2 separate regions of the Homo sapiens genome follow, and region 1 is linked to region 2. The links are chromatin contacts, found by Hi-C or POLR2A ChIA-PET in ENCODE. All regions are on one chromosome and are shown on one strand. Each heading gives the region's core, a stretch centred on a gene start or an enhancer-like site at or near the end of the contact. The rest is flanking DNA. Distances are from core to core; before and after follow the strand shown. Region 1 overlaps PDGFC (platelet derived growth factor C). Region 2 overlaps PDGFC (platelet derived growth factor C).

Region 1 (5,470 bases), core at 2,604-5,103, 130 kb after region 2:
AAGGAAAATATATACTTCTCTTTCACCTCACTGTATTTTTATCTCCAGAGGTAGATGCTTCTTACACCCTTCTCTTCATTCACTAAACAAATAATGTTAAGAGTACCTACTGCCTGCCAGGCAAGGTTCTAGATCCTGAAGATAAAGCAGTAGGAGAAAATAAATAAACCTCCAATAACAACAACTAAAATTTCAGGCTTCATGTATCTTACATTCCAGTGACTTAATAAAACAACGCTCGTGATCACAACAGTGTTTAAATTTATTCAATCAGATTTCATTGTGAGGCTTCATTCTCTCTATAATCAATGCAGGCAAATAGTTTAAAGAAAATTCATAATATACATGTTCCTGTATTTATATATAATTGCTTGTAAATATGCCAGGATCAATTTTTTTAATTTTTGAAACCATTATTGACCATATAAGTTGTGATTGTGGAGTTTTAATATTTTTGTTTCTTACTGAATGGTCTGTTGGCAAAGGCAGGTCTCCCCTTTGAGACTGACGCATGGGGCAGAAATTAACCAGGATTTCTGAGTGGTTTCATTTTCAAGGTCACAATATAAATTTATCAAACACAATTCAAATGGTGTATGACAATGAAAAGAGGGCATCCTCTGTCTCTCTTCCAGAGCCAGTCTTAATTTTGTGATACTATTCTGGACAGAGAAAGGTCCTTCTTAATTTAGCTAAAATCTGAGCCTGAATATCCACTCTACCTTATAGAAAAAAAAAAAAAAACAAAAAACCCTCGTTTTCTTTGAAAGACTTCATTGCACAAGGGATCAAGTTAAGTCTTTCCTAAACTCACAGATACAATCAGCCTCCAATATGCTCCACATACACAAACTCTGAGCCATTTCAAGCATAAATTTTAGAAGTAAAGAAAGTTCCAGTGAATGCCTAAATAGATAGGAAAAAAGAGTATTCTTCTTCCAAGAACACTTTTCTGATTCAAACTTTCTTCCCCAAAATTAGGGCAGTGACAACCATTAGTCATATTAGCTTATTTGGGATATAAACTGTTTTAATATGTACACTAAAACAAAACAAAATGTGTCCTCTTTATAGCATAAGACACAATATATTTAGGCAAAGGAATGCATCTGCTGGATTTTAAAATACTAGTGTTTCAAATAATCAAAACTGTATTTCTAGACCTTTTGCTACATACCTGATTCTACCAATATCCTCTTTGTGCTTAAAGAAGTCATGAAACAGTCAGAAACAAAGAATTTCAAGTCACAAACTAATGATGGAATTAACCTAAATTATAGATTAGCTATTACACACTGGCATTCAATGATACTGCCAAGTTTCTTCAAAATGTAATACTTATTTGTTGTTATTAAACCGCTGGGGTAAATGGCAACATTTATCACTACGTAGAAAATCAAACAGAAATCATTAAGAACATTTTAATGAAAGTGTGGAGTTTTTTTGTTACTCACTGAAATTATTGGCAGCACTGAAACAAAATCTATTAATGTTTTAAGATATGAACTATGCTTTAACCTGGTATCTACTGCAGTACAAAGAGCTAAGTCACACACAAAACGTGAAAATCAATTTTGGCAACTAGACTAAAATGTAAATACCACAGGCCAATTCTCCCCAATGCCTAAGATATTTCCTGATAAATGAGATTCCTAGCACTAAACATTTAACAAATTGATCTACTAATGGACTGCAAAAGCCAGTAACCTTCCTCAACCTTCTAGTAACACCAAGTAAATTTCCTTGGTATTGTTTACTAATCTGTACAGGATTTAAACACCCTAAGTAATCTGTTTTTATTTTTCCAGCACCAAAATTAGACATAAACAGATCAGTGAAAAATTTGTGATCATTTTCAAATTTGGGGCATAAAAAACACTGAATAACTAGTCTGAAAGAATATGATACAGAAAAGTTTGTTTTCTCTTTCATCTAGGTTTAAGACAATTATTTACAAATAAAACATAATGAATTTTGTCTTTTTATGAAAACACCAAGGGAAATCTTAATAAAATGTTTGGAGTACCAACAAAAAGCCTAAGCACAATGTTTAAATAACTGAACTCAAGAAATAAAATGACTTCTTAAATATCTTGGATTCTATCCCTTAAGTAAAAGGATTTACATAGTCAAGCTTCATTTGCTTACTTGGGAGTTACTCTTCCAAAATGTCTTTTATCCTGTAAACGAGAAAGCCTCCCTTCTTGCACAAAACATTCCTCATTTTCCAGTCACCAATTGTTTTGAAAAACTTTCCCTTGACAGAGATATAGGACCACCTCTCAAAGAGCCAAATCAAACAGCCAACTTACTAAAGACACCTAGCAATCTGGTTACTGTCCAAGTTGTTTTCTAGACTAAAGTCAACTAATGGTAAAGGGATCAGAAGGAGTCTGAGATTCTAAAAAGGTTCATTAAGAACGTATTCACATTCAGCAAATGTGATATGCTATTTGGTTTTTCTATTATCTTTCTCATTTATATTGCTGTACAAGTGCATGACGATGTTACTATAATTTAAGTTACTAGATATCTTTGTCTTGAAAAAGTAGAGAAAAAAAGATGTACTCTCAATAGTGGTTCTGAAACTTCATTGTTCTTAAAATTTTACCGGACGATAAATACTTTAGAATGATAATACTTTCAAAGTTTCTATAAAAAGACATAAAACATGACTTCTTACCAACAGTATGTGTGTCTGTTTTTGACCAAAGTGGTGAAACCCAGGTTCTCTAAGAGCATAAGACGTAAGATACGAACATTGAGCTTTACCCATCTAAGAAGCAGTCTATGTTCACTATCAATAATCAATACCCCCAACTCACCCCAGCTCAGAAACTAAGAATACCAGGACACAATGGCCTGGATACATTACATATGAAAGCACAAAACCATTCTCTATCCTCACTAAATGCCATTCCTTCTCATTCTGGCTGACTTCAAATATGAATATAAATTAAGACAATTCACTCTGCCTCATATAGAGAAACAAAATGAACATGAAAATAAATAGTCTGGTCTCTAGGGGTACTGAACATTTCTATTGCCTTAAATTTACTGGGAAACATAGGCATAACCTTGTGCAGTCTGGGCACCATACTTACGTAAATAGCAGAGGGTTATGGTTTCAATTTGGTTGTGACACCATAAATATTGGCATACCGAACATGTGCTTACTGTCATGAATTTTGAACTCTCTCTCCAGGGTCTGCTTCTGTTTTGTCCACATGCCAGAACTAAGGACTATTTAGTTCTGCCCATAATCTCATAGGATCAGAGCTGAGAAAATCAACTTTATTTCCAAGGGAAAAAAAACTATATTCTTTGAGTGACTTTTTAAAAGACTGACTTTTTCAAGATTTTTGCCTTCTCTGGGATAAATCACAGTTGTCAATCTCAAAACCTCAAAGCAAAAGAGAAAAACAAACTAAAAATAAGAAAGCACATGAGTTATATCTTATGTTAACTAGAAAGAGCAAAAGGGGAAATAATTCAAAACAAAAAATACGTCAAAGTTACTGAAAATGAACTTGCGATGGTCATGCTCTTCTCTATAATAAATTGATTGCAATAAAACTTTATCCTAAAGTTCCCTGTTTAAAAATAAGTTTCCTGGAAATGATACATTTTTTTTTCTTATTGAGGAAATAACATTCTAAGCAGTCATCATTATAATTTTGCCAATCATGTTCTTTGTGCATTCATTTTACTCAGTCTAAGCAAAAAGATTGAGGCTCTCCAGTTAGCCCCTTGTAGTTCCTTAAAATGAAGCCAGACGTTAGGCGCATCCCCCAGCTGTGAAATAAGGCATATGACTCGTTTAGAACCCATCAATGATGATTTATGACACCAGATGCCAAGACTGCAGCAGAACAAGCTGTGTTGGGTCTAAGTGGGCTGTTTTCACTTCACTTAAAAGATCTGCCATCCAGTGGGGCATTAGGCTAGAGATTATTCAACATTTTATTCTCTGACACTTGAAAATTATGGGAGATTAAAACACATATATAATTAGAATCCAAGGTAGAAAGTGGTCAATTCTGCACTATTCTGAGAGTTTAGAGAAGAGAGACATATTAGACTGAAGGCAAGAGGGAAGGCTTTATGGGGCGGAGAGGGGACCAGTCAGACAGGGCCTTAAATCCACGTTGGCTTTGAACACGCAGCATGAAGGAGAGATGATGGTTCCCTTCCATTCCACACCCCAGGCACTAACTCACTTGGCTATTTTTCCACTGTCTGGCATCTGAACGGCTGCAAATGCCTTCAAAATGCTGTCCCAGCCTCTAGCTTCTCTGTCCTTTACAATCATCCTGAAGTACCTTTATTTTGGAAAGAAAACAATTATATATTTGAAACTTGTTTAGAGAGTAGGTCTTAAATGTTTTCACCACGAAAAAAAAAGATAACTACGTGAGGTGATGGATAAATTAATTAGCTGGATTGTGGTAATCCTTTTGCAATGTATACATATATCAAAACATTCCATTTTATTTGGTAAACATTCAGTTTTTAATTGTCAGCTATACTCAAAGCTGGGAAAAACCCTATTTGCTGATAAAATAATAATACGAAAAATGTAAAATGCATTTAAAAAACAAAAATCAAACCTGATTAATTTATGAATATTTAATGATCTGTTATAGGTGTAAGAATACAAGCATAAACAAAAAGACACACCCTTATTATTAGGAATTGGCGCAGAAGGCTATAATCATTACCCATCAGCCAAGGTCCTTCAGTGGTGCCCAAGCATCTCATGAGTTTGCATCTAAACATGCTCTTAGTATGTCTGACACAGCCCTCAAAATTAATGAATAATTTTTCAATCTTACTTCTCACCAAAAGTAGTTCATTTTTGAATAGGCTTTGTACTCTCTCACAAGTCCGCACCATCTGCTTAGAACTCTCTCTTCCTTTTCCGGTGAATTATTTGTCCTTCAAGACCCTACTCAGTGATAACCCCATGAGAAGCCCTTCCTGACCCAAAAGTAGAACATCCCTGAGTCCTTGGGCATTCTAAGCATATGTCTAGTGTAATACAAACAACACTGATTATGAACATCAAGCACACAAAGGACATTTTGTTTACCTGTTTTCAGGATGTGACACAGTAATCACCACAACACGCACTTTTGTGTATTGGATTAAATTAATTTATTGTTTGAAAGAGTTGGCAGAGCAATACATGGAGTTAGGAAAGTACAGATCTCTGGGGTGAGCAGAGGTCAGTTTTGTGTAATTTTTGTATTAGAAGACTGGGGTGACAGCACAGTAGCCATGGAGAACAACAATGTAGACTTTCCTTACTCAAAGTTTGGTCCTCAGTCCGATGGCATTAGCATCACCTGTGAGGTGGTTAAAATGCAAACTTTTAGGTCCCACTCAAGACCTACTAAAATAGAATCTGAATTTTAATAAGGTGATTTGTATGTATATTACAGTTTATGAAGCACCAATCCAAGCTTGA
Region 2 (5,394 bases), core at 2,838-5,337:
GCTTAAGCTCAGAAGTTCAAGAATAGCCTGGGAAAGATGGTGAAACCCCGTTTCTACCAAAAAAAAAAAAAAAATTCCCAGGCTGGTGATGCCTGCCTGTAGTACCAGCTACTGGGGAGGCTGAGGTGGGAGGATCACTTGAGAATGGGAGGTCAAGGCTGCAGTGAGCCATGATCTCACCACCACACTATAGACTTTCTGACAGAGCAACACCCTGTCTCCAAATAATAATAATAATAATAATAATAATAATAATAATAATAATAAGAAGAAGAAGAAGAAGAAGAAGAAGAAGAAGAAGAAGAAGAAGAAGAAAAGAAAGAAGGGCTATAAATATATTCTCTCACCTACCCAATGGCAAGAGTGTTCCAGGTATAAGAAACTTGTAGTTTACTCTCTGTCGGAAGGGACCCTATAGGCTGCTCCTTCTTTGATACACTGTTTTCCTCTCAACTAAATTATGTTCTTTGTATAGCTGAACAGTGTTGCCTAAACATATCTATAAAAAGTCAGGAACATGTTAGTATGATTATGCAATTTTCTTTTTTTTTTTTTTCTTGAAGACAGTCTCACTCTGTCATCTAGATTAGAGTGCAGTAGCACAATCATAGTTCATTGCAACCTTTAACTCCTAGCCCCAAGGGATCCTCCTGCCTCAGCCTCCCAAGTAGCTGGGACTACAGGTACACACTACCAGGCCAGGTTAATTTTTCAAATTTTTTTAGAGAAGGGGTCTTTATTGCCTAGGCTGCTGCTCAAACCCTGGGCTCAAGCAATCCTCCCACATTGGCCTCCCAAAGGGCTGGGATTACAGTCATGAGCCACCATATCCAGCTTTGAGTTGGATTTTTTTTTTTTTTTTTTTTTTTTTTTTTTTTTTTGAGATGGAGTTTCACTCTCGTTGCCCAGGCTGGAGTGCAGTGGTGTGATCTCGGCTCACTGCAACCTCTGCCTCCCGGGTTCAAGCGATTCTCCTGCCTCAGCCTCCTGAGTAGCTGTGAGTAGCTGGGATGACAGGCACCTGCCACCTCGCCCAACTAATTTTTGTATTTTTAGTAGAGACAGGGTTTCACCCTGTTAGCCAGGTTGGTCTTGAACTCCTGACCTCAGGTGGTCCATCCAGCTTGGCCTCTCAAAGTGTTGGGGTACAGGAATGAGCCACCATGCCATTGTAATTTTTGGTGACTGTAAAGGAAATTATTTTCTGTTTAAGGTGAAGATGAGTCAAATTTTTATCATTTTACAATTAATCAAGGCATCTTTAAAGGATTTACTATAGGTTAGATTCTTTCAACTTTTATCTGCTCTGTATTATTGCTACATTTGCAAAAGGTGATGGACTTTAGATATGGATTTATAAAAAGCTGAGAGAAACATTTAAGTAGCATGATAATAAAATTTGAAAAGGATTAAAGGCCTATCAAAGCAATACCATGACTTCAACCCTGATTTTAAAAGAAAATATTTAAACAGCTGACCAGCAGCATAAGCCATTTTAATTCTTCATTTATATATACAAATTTAGGTCTTGGTGATGTCCATGAAAATGAAAAATGAGTTTGTTTTAGAACAAACCAAAGTGAAATAAAAATATTGTTCCTTTTAGGATATTAGAGAATTTCAGGTACAGTTCCCAAATATGAGCATTTTTGAAGTATTTTAAGCATTTATGTTTAATGAATATCTATTCTATAATGAAATGGTTTCCTATAAATGCATCTGGAAAAATACTCTCTGAAGCTTAAGAAAAATTCTGTTCATCCAAGATAATTCATTATTCAAAATTTGCCTTTAGTAAGAACAGATTGGCTGGGCACAGTGGCACACGCCTGAAATTCCAGCACTTTGGGAGGCCAAGGTGGGCGGAACACGAGGTCAGGAGATTGAGACCATCCTGGCTAACATGGTGAAACCTCGTCTCTACTAAAAATACAAAAAATTAGCCGGGTGTGGTGGCGGGCACCTGTAGTCCCAGCTACTCGGGAGGCTGAGGCAGGAGAATCGCTTGAATGTGGGAGGCAGAGGTTGCAGTGAGGGGAGATCACGCCACTGCACTCCAGCCTGGGTGACAGAGTGAGACTCCATCTCAAAAAAAAAAAAAATAACAGATTGATACACTTGTACTTCGACAAACGCAAGCAAATGAGCAGAGCATTTCAATGCTGACTGATGACTGATGATTCTAAAGAAGTAGGTGTTCAATATAAAAATGGCTTAGACTTCAGGTTCCTCTTCAGCAAAACAAAAAACTAAATCCAATGGTCCTGTGGACCATTTTTTTAAATCTTAGTTTTTTTTTTCTTGTTTAAGAACAAAATCACATTTAGTTAGATGTGTGCTGTTATGTCAAAAAATATGCAGCTTAGACTACATGCTTACGCAATACCCACATACGTACATACATACACACACATACCCATTACTACATTTGCCAGAAAATTTTATTATTTTCCAAGGTCAATACAGCACTGTTATCACCAAAGACAATAATTTTCTACAAGTAATATCCAATCCATGGCAACCAACTATAAACACCAGTATATGATGAGGTCCTCAAAGATTTGCTATTAGGAAATAAGAAAACACACATGTACACATGGGAGTGTTAAGAGGCAAAGCAAATGCGTGAAACAGTGGAGTCCTGGACTTTGCAAGGCCTCTCCTCCGAACATGCAGGCCAAAGATCAGGAGAAGCTCTCGTCCCATTGAGGCAAATGAAGCTACTTCCGCCGGAAATGTTATATAATATAATACCTCTTTCTCACTCTGTCACTTTCACAAAACTCTTCCAAAGTGCTGACGGGTGAGGGAGCACTCTGGCTCTGGAGATCTCTGACTACTGCAGACCACAAGTGCCTTCTAACAGCACAAAATCCTTTTTCTTATACATTTTGCAGCGCAAATCACACTTTAAAAGGTCACCGTTTAGAACACAAAAGCACACTTTGGGATACACCTGACACATGCCCCATCTCACTCTTCTGATACAGATTATGTCCTTTACTTCTTAACAGATACAGAGCCAATCAGAACAGTTTCAAGAAGTAATGACAGATGAGATCCGGCATCAAGACCGTGCTTAATAAGTGGCAGAGGTTTTAATTATCTAATGAAAACTCCATTAGTGTTCCAGATTTCTAGGAAAGAAATTTACCTCTGTTTTCTAATTTAAGGTACAAGAATGACTCAAAGAGCTATCAGAAATTTTGACTGGTTTTTTGCTTTTTCTCCCTTTTCTTCAGTGACCATTATAAAAATAATGTGTGTATACATATGTATATATGTAATTATGTATATGTGTGTGTATATATATGCATGTATATATAATTGTATTCTGGAAATATAATTAGCATGTGTGTGCTCTTATGGTATATTTAACGTACAGATAGAACAGGTAAAATTCTACTTACATCACTTTCATTTATATATTACTTCCTAAGTAAGCTTGTATATACTTTAAGAATATTCATGACCAATCAATAAAATCAATCACTTGGAATACTGTAAACAACATAAAAATATCCAAAAAAATGCAGACTCCAGAGGCAGAATTAGCTAAAGTGGGTATACACATTTTTTAAAATTAAAGTTTACTTAGCAATTTTAAGAAAATCAATCTTCACTAGAGAATGGGATTCTGTGGAAACTAAACTATTTAATGGAAATTTAGTGAAGTACAGACATTAATATTTTCTGAAACTTCAGATATTGAACAAAAGAAAAATAATTTAACTTCTATTATGAGAAATTTAGAATTTGAGAAATTAGAAATAGAAGTAATCTTATTCCTATCACATGTTAAAAGTAGGAAAACAACTTTCTAACTCTTATGATCTACTAAGATCATCACTCTTATTTCCAATGCCAAGGGGTTTATGGAATATACAGGATTATATTTTTCACAGAAATGGATTGTTGAACGAGGAATTAAGAAGAAAGACAGACTGCCATTTCTCAAGAAGCAAAACAAAACAAATATCTTCACATAAAGGGAAGCAGCATTTCAGATTGTTAGGTGATTTCATCATTGTAATAAGTCCTGCTAAGGCTATTACTTCATATTTTGTAGCATGAAAAGGGAAATAAGAAATTCTAGGCCGAGTGCCCACTTGGCTAAATCTACCATCCTGGGCAATATCCCTAGGCAGAGATTTTTTGGCCCTAGGTTTATTTTACTTTCTTTTTCTCACTTTAAAATTTTCCTCTTGCTCTCTATTTATTTATTGCTTTATCCTGTTAAAATTACCCCTTCAAAGTGCTTTAATATCTAGGATTCCTACCATATCCTTTGATAGTCTCTTGTGTCACCAGAAAATTTGGCAGTTTTTGACAGTTTCAATTATATCACTCACTTCATTTCCTCTTTTGTTACAGATGTTATTTCTTAGATTTTTCTCTCCTTGACAGAAGAGGTAGGATAGCTTTTAAATAAAAGCTATTATTATCTCGTGAGTTATATTCATATATTCAGAATTTTTATCTACCCATTTATTTCACTGAGCCTCAATATCCCTCTCTGCAAACACCAAGGATCAATCGTGCATCACTTCTCAATTTTATTAATCTTATAGACAACAAAAATAAAAATTAAGTACAAGAGTCTCAAACCACTTGGTAGTGTGAGAACCTTCCCACTAGTACTACTTCACTAATTTAATAGAACCAAATAGAAACAGGGCCCATTACTTCAAAAATGTATCTGAAAAGCTGTGTTAATTGTTACACATATAAGCAAAACTGAGGTCCAACAATTGGCCATTTGTAGCAATTTACTTACTCTGATTTCAATTACTAAGTTGAAAAATTATAAGTATTTTTATATAAAGTAGAATTAAAATATGAAAAGTACATATTTAAGTGTCTTAAAATATACAGCAAATACAATTCTAAAAATAAGCTCTTTGAAGACAGGAATTGCATTAAAAAAAAAAAAAACTTCATGTCCTCAGACCTTGTCAACTGTGTGACACTATGGCACTAGCATTATACCATTCCATTTGGTTGATATGAGAACTTACGCACCTCAAACTACAAAGGAAAATAAAAGATAAAGCACTGTGCATCCTTTCCCTGCCCCCACCATGACCTTCAGTTCAGAGATCTGATGAAACACAACTTTCCATTCTCCATGTGGACCTACAGGCAACTGAGTAATTGTGGGCTACTTAGGGCTTTAGTCATTTTGGTCATTTAGTCACTTGTGGACCTCAACCTGGGCGAGACAGTATATTTCACCAGATGGCAAATATGATCACATTTTTTGGTACAGCAACTCCAGCAATAATAGTCCTGTCATAGGTCAAGAACGTACTTTATATCACCAAGTTATGACTAATGGGTTCCAAGCACATACGGTGGTACATTTCATTGGATATTCTTAAAAACTATCTAATG

What was found. Hi-C counts contacts between places; a loop is a spot of excess contacts on that map. ChIA-PET counts read pairs that join two places held with the same protein, here RNA polymerase II (POLR2A). Pooled maps may share reads with other maps.
Region 1: a pooled map of ovary shows a loop between it and region 2 (2.5-fold over the local background). The contact joins two enhancer-like sites. A Hi-C loop is called at or near these places in 10 of 168 maps with a recorded cell type or tissue (CD14-positive monocyte, MCF 10A, adrenal gland and 6 more) and 13 of 50 pooled maps. POLR2A ChIA-PET finds 5 or more read pairs at or near these places in 3 of 52 experiments (BJ, MCF 10A and OCI-LY7).

Annotation. Positions count from the first base shown.
Region 1 is chr4:156,951,003-156,956,472 of GRCh38, forward strand. All of the region lies in intron 1 of PDGFC (platelet derived growth factor C), which reads right to left. Among named protein-coding and RNA genes, the nearest start is that of PDGFC, 18 kb to the right of the region's middle. Within about 2 kb of position 3,854, at least 2 of the 41 ENCODE cell types and tissues checked have a DNase peak (open chromatin) inside an H3K27ac peak, as active enhancers do; they include CD14-positive monocyte and ascending aorta, where a contact is called at or near this core.
Region 2 is chr4:156,825,329-156,830,722 of GRCh38, forward strand. The region is part of intron 2 of PDGFC (platelet derived growth factor C); the gene reads right to left. Among named protein-coding and RNA genes, the nearest start is that of PDGFC, 140 kb to the right of the region's middle. Within about 2 kb of position 4,088, at least 4 of the 41 ENCODE cell types and tissues checked have a DNase peak (open chromatin) inside an H3K27ac peak, as active enhancers do; they include CD14-positive monocyte and ascending aorta, where a contact is called at or near this core.